Regions from separate parts of the Homo sapiens genome. Here region 1 is linked to region 2. Evidence: chromatin loops called from intact Hi-C (ENCODE). Cell type or tissue: natural killer cell. All regions are shown on one strand. Each heading gives the region's core, and the rest is flanking DNA. Links, peaks and the distances in the headings are about the cores only.

Region 1 (2,931 bases), core at 302-2,801, 330 kb after region 2:
ATTTCAGTATTGATGATTCCTTCTGTGTTTTAAGCATTGAGCTAGAATCTGGGAATACTCAGATGAACAAAACAGGGTCCCTACCCTAGAAGAATTCATCAGCTGATATGTCATTCCTATTGCAATCTGCTTATAAAGGATGGTGTGATTCCCAAATGCTCTAAATGTGTGAAGGCAGAATAGCAATCTATATGTTTATAGATTGTATAGTTAGAGGTTGATTTGGCAAGGCAATATTAACTATTTGCATAGTATTGATGAACATCATATCCAGAATATTGCCATTGGTTTTGGGGTCTCAGTTTTAGATTGAATAAACAGCCTATGAGTTAATAAAATAACAATAAGAATGATTAGAACAGTGGATTTTCAGACTTTTTCCTTCTTATTTTACTTTAAGCTCTTGTTCTATTTTTTATTTTTTTTTTTGTGAAGGCTCTCCTGGAGTTTCCTGATAAAATGAGAGAATGTGAAAGACATATATAATTTAAGTCTCCTCTTGAACTGCTCTAATCCAACATGCCAATGTTTGAGTCCTATATTCTTACAAATGTGTTCAGCAGATGTTATTCTACTTTAGAAAGTTTGAAAACTTCTTCTAAGAAGTATTTACTTTTTAAAAAAGAGGGAAAAATTACTCCTCCTAACTTTCTCCAGTGTAGGTGAGTTAAAGAGGTTGCCTTAAGTAAATGCAACTTTTTGTGGTAGGCAATAGGACATGATCTTACGGTGAAGGAAAATCTTTTAGGTTGCAGATATTTAGTTTTATAAATAATTTACTATGTTGCTTTTATAGTTCTCATTTTGTTACGGGCAGGGCCAGTGTAATGGGAAGGGACACTTCAATCCTTGGATTCAGAAGACCTGGGTACTAGTCCAGGCATATACTAATTTCTTAAGACCACAGGCCTGTCACTTACTCTCTGAATCTGTAAATCAGGGCTAATTCTGCCTGTTTGGTATGTCTCAAATGGTTGTGGTGAGAATCAGATGAAATACACATGAAAGTATTTGGTAAATTTTAAAGACTTACTCATGTGTAAAGTTTTATGATTGGGGTTCTATTTCTCTGATACGAAAGAGAAAAACATCAAGGTTAAATATGAAAGGAATCTTGAATGTAAATATAAAAAATGTAAAATATTGTCTACAGTGTTAGTTGTTTATACCCCATTTCTTGAAGTAGTTAAAACCAACTATGTATAGTACATATTGTATTGTGTACATGTACGTGGTATATTGTATGGTGTAAGAGTACAATTCAGGGAATGATCCTACACTGGCCTCTGGTGGATGGATGCAATACTATGTCTCCACACAATCATCAGGCAAATGTATTTACATGCTTTGACCAAAGATGAAGTATCAGATTCTTCTTTTTAATTATCATTGTTAGATTTTACTTCATGGAATCTTTACTTGGGAATTTTACCTTATGTACAAATCACCTGGAAGGTACTTATTAAAAAGTAGATTCCTAGGGATCTTGCCCCAAGATTCAGTAGTTCTACTAGTGTGCAGATCAGAAACTTTGACTTTCAGACCAGCTTTGAGAAAATACTCTAAATGAAATCTGGGAGGAGTTTAGGGAGATAAATGAATTTTTCAACACTTTTTGTCCATTTTTGTATATATTATATTTTTTTATGAATAAGGTCTGTAGCTTTCATGAAATTGTGATACTCCCCCCCCCACTCAAAGCATAAGAACAATTATTTTACTTTAAATATGACATTTTTGTTGAATGTCACCATTGTATATTATTTAAAAGGCATTTTGACAGTGAAAAAGGATGATGGGTTATAGGAATAATTTTACTGTGATCTTGCTGATCGCTAATACAGAGGCTAGGATATTATAGCTTACAGAATTTTAGGGTGGGCTTTAGTTTGGCACATGTTCTGTCCCAAGTCTGAAGGATTGTAGTGCATGTGTCATAGGTCAAAGCTACTCCATCACAGGGAAATGTCCTTGCTACTTCTGTCTATTGCTGCCAGAACTGTGTTCTCTGTGAGTGTTTTGCCATTAGCAAGTACACAGACAAGAGACTAGGGAGACCACACAGGCTGTGGAGGCATCTCATTGCCTGTACTTTCAGGAAATGCCCCTCCAATCATTTCGCTGTTTCTGGTAACTTTTCTGTTGTATATTTCGTACACGAAGGTACTTGGTAGTTTTAAAGACTTACGCAAGAGTAGAATTTTATGATTAGGGTAATTATTTGTGATTTAAAAGAGGGACATCAAAGTTAAATATTAAGAGAATCTTGACCTACAATAGAAAAAAATGTAAAATTATATATATGTGTGTATATATATGTGTGTATATATATATTTTTTTCCTCCTTCTTCATTATTTCCAGGAAAACCACTTTAAAAAGGAAGAAGATGCATGTAGGTATTCTCCCTAGATTGAGGATTAGAAACTTCGTTGGAAGAAATGCTTTTTTGCCTCTTCAAATAAAAGTATAGTTTTTAGTTTTTTTGTTCATAGTACAAAAATTAGAAAATACTCAGAGGTACCAGCACCCACACACCCATGCACACACTCACACCCACACACCCACAGTAAAACAATAACATACTCTTTCTATAGCAGTAGAATTTTTATCTACTCTATGGCCAGCCAAAATAAAGATTACATCCTAGTCTTCCTTGAAGCTGGGTATAGTCATTTGACTAAGTTTGTGTCAATGAGATGTGAGGGGCACTGGTATGTGCAACTTCTGGGTCATATCCTTAAGACACGTGCACTATTTCTTTTTATCCTTTTCCTCCTGGCTGGAAATTGGGAATCATTACAACAACTCCTTTAGACCCAGACATGGAGGCCATGTGCTTACGATGACAGAAAACTCCAGCAGCCTGAATCCCTGGGTCATTTCATGGAACAAAGCCTACCCACCTTTCCTAAACTGTTACATGAGAGAGA
Region 2 (2,931 bases), core at 97-2,596:
AAATGGTGGGTGTGAATGGCATATCACTTCTGAGATTAGGTTATACAAGACTGCACCAAAAAACTAACAAAAAGACTGAAGTTCCTGTCTCCTGGCTTGGGTGCTCTCTCATGTGCCCTGCTCTCTTTCACTTGAATCCTTTGCTCTGGGGAAAGCAAACTGCCATGTTGTAAACAGTCCTACAGAGAGGCCTAGGTGACAAGGAACTGAAGCATCTGGCCAACAACTTCATTACTGACCTGAGAAGCAGATTGTCTAGGCCCAGTAGAGCCTTAAGAAGGCAGGAGTCTTGGCCAACAGCTTAACTGCAACCTCATGAGAGATTCTGAGCCAGCACCACCCAGCGAAGCCACGCCTGGATTTCTGGCCTTCAAACACTATTAAGATTATCAATGTTTGTTGTTTTAAGCTATGAAGCTTTGAAGTAATTTGTTATACAGCAATAGTAACTAATGCATGGTGGCAGCAAAGCATAGGGGTTTTAGAATTCAACCTGAGTTGGAATCCTAATTCTACACATTATTAACTTTTCCGTGTACAAATTCTTGAACTTCTCTGGGCCTCAGTTTCCACCTCTGTAAAATGGTGTTCATCACACCCATCTAGTTCAGAGAGCAGAGCTGAGCGACAGGAGCTGCTTCAGTGGGAGGATTCCCAGCTCTCCTTACTCTCGCGGGCTGGTATGATATGAATGGCACCATGTCATCCCATTTTGGTAGGGCTGCCCAGATTGCCAATGCCATGTTGCATGTAAAGGTTTGTCTGTGGTCTGCAGAATGTCCAGCAATTTCTAAACCATAAACATTTTCATGGGTGGGAACAAAACAGAATGTCGGAGTTCATTTCTGTGATTTGGTCCCATTGCCTGGTTTTCATTAGGCCAAACCTAATTTCTTTCCAATTCTGAATATAGGAATCAGTGCTGACTTTCATTTATTTAATAAACTTGTTATGTGCCCGGCTCTGTTCTAAGCCCTTACATTTACTGATTAATTTACTTCCCATTCCTATCCTATGATATTATATATATACGTATGTATATACATACACACACATATGTACACACACACATAAGTACATATACATATATAAGCACACACACTGTATTGTTTCCATTTTACATATGGAGAAACAGACATAGGCAGATTAAGTAGTCTGAGGTCACACAGCTAAGTAGTGGCAAAGCCCAGATTCAAATATGGCCAGTCTGGCTCCAGATTCTGCACTGTTAACCGCCAAGCTGTACATGTCTCCTTGTTGTCCCACAGCTGTAAATTTGTGTTTCTTCTCTTTGCATGTCTGACTACCTTCCTCAGGCAGCAAGAACAATCTAAGAGTGTTCCTGTACAATCAGTCTGGTGATGGTGAGAAACAATATAATGAGTGAGTGGAAGGGCTACCTTGGGCTTTGGGAAAAGACCTAGGTTCAGTTTCCAACTCCTGTGTACTGTTAGCAAATTACTTCCCCTCTTGGAACCTCAATTTCATCATCCGTAAAATGGGAACAATAATAAAAATACCTTTTGGCCATTAGGGGGAGCTCAAGGATGACTTATACCCCAAAAGGGGAAGGATTGCTTATGTGGATTCTCAGTTCTAGTCATTGGCAACGCTAAAGGGCAGAGCTTTCCCCTGTTGTGGGCAAGGGTTTGCACGAGGGGGACTGGCCATCCCAGTTTTCCCAGGGATGAGGGGTTTCCTTGGATGCAGGACTTTCAGGGCTAGCGCTGGGACAGTTCTGGACAAACCAGGCCAGTTAGTCACCCAAGTTTGAGCCCTGAGCCTTGGGGGAAACCAGCCTTTTGGAACACTTGCCCTGATTTCTCCAGTGGGGCAGATATGAAGCAAGGGATATGGACACAGAATTTATTAGTAGAAAATGATTAAGGGCAGCAATCTTAGTATTGAGGGTTTTTTTATAGTAGCTTTATTGAAATAGAATTAACATTCACATACCATACAATTTATCCATTTGAAGTGTAAAATTCGATGAATTTTAGTATACTCACAGAGTTGTCCAACTATCACCACAATTAATTTTAGAACATGTTCATCATCCCCAAAAGAAACAGCATATCCTTTAGCTATCAACACCCACCTCTGCCCCCAATTCTCCCCATCACACCCAGCCCTAGGCAATCGCTAATCTGCTTTCTGTCTCTATGGTTTTGCCTTCTGGACATTTCCCATGAATTGGATCATATGATACGGTTTCTCCTCTTATACTAAGTAAAGGAAACGAGTACAAAAGACCACATATCATATGTTTTGTACTCGTTTCCTCTACTTAGCATAAGAGGAGAAACTTCTTCAAGGTTCGTTCATGTTATAGCCTGTATCGGTACTTCATTCGTTTTTTGCTGAATAATATTTTTTTGTACAGATATACCATAGTTTGTTCATTCATCAGTTGTAGACATTTGAGTTGTTTCTACTTTTTAGCTGTTGTGAGTAATGCTGCCATGAGCAATCATGTACAAAGTTTTTGTGTGAACATGTGTTTCATTTCTCTTGGAGTATACACTGAAGAGTGGAATAGTGGAGTTTCTGGGCCATATGATTACTCTGTGTTTAACCTTTTGAGGAAGTGTAAGACCATTTTCCAAAGTGACTGCACCATTTTACAGTCCCCAGAAGCAATGTATAAGGGTTTCAATTTCTCCACATCTGCACCAACATTTGTTTAAAAAAAAAAAGAGACAGAGAGATGGGGGTCTCTGCTCTTTTACCCAGGCTGGAGTACAGTGGTGTAATCATGGCTCACTGTAGCCTCAAACTCCTGGGCTCAACTGATCTTCCCACTTCAGCCTCCTGAGTAGCTGGGACTACAAGCATGCACAACCATACCCAGCTAATTTGATTTTATTTGTTTTAGAGACAAAAAATATGTTTTGTCTCTAAAACATATGTTTGCTATGTTGCTCAGGCTGG

What was found. A loop is a pair of places that touch in the nucleus more often than their neighbours do. Peaks named below come from ENCODE experiments on the same cell type or tissue, not always from the same donor. Only the 100,000 strongest peaks of a DNase experiment are listed, where the experiment ranks them.
Region 1: a loop joins it to region 2, with 14 times the contacts of the local background. A loop is called at or near these places in 3 of 110 quality-filtered maps.

What each region holds. Positions count from the first base shown.
Region 1 is chr11:36,621,673-36,624,603 of GRCh38, forward strand. The region is part of intron 2 of IFTAP (intraflagellar transport associated protein); the gene reads left to right. Among named protein-coding and RNA genes, the nearest start is that of RAG2, 25 kb to the left of the region's middle. In natural killer cell, for the core only: a CTCF peak has its summit at 1,275 (motif pointing left); a DNase peak (open chromatin) is centred at 1,289.
Region 2 is chr11:36,290,947-36,293,877 of GRCh38, forward strand. No RefSeq gene overlaps it. Among named protein-coding and RNA genes, the nearest start is that of COMMD9, 3.0 kb to the left of the region's middle. In natural killer cell, for the core only: a CTCF peak has its summit at 1,519 (motif pointing right); a DNase peak (open chromatin) is centred at 1,545.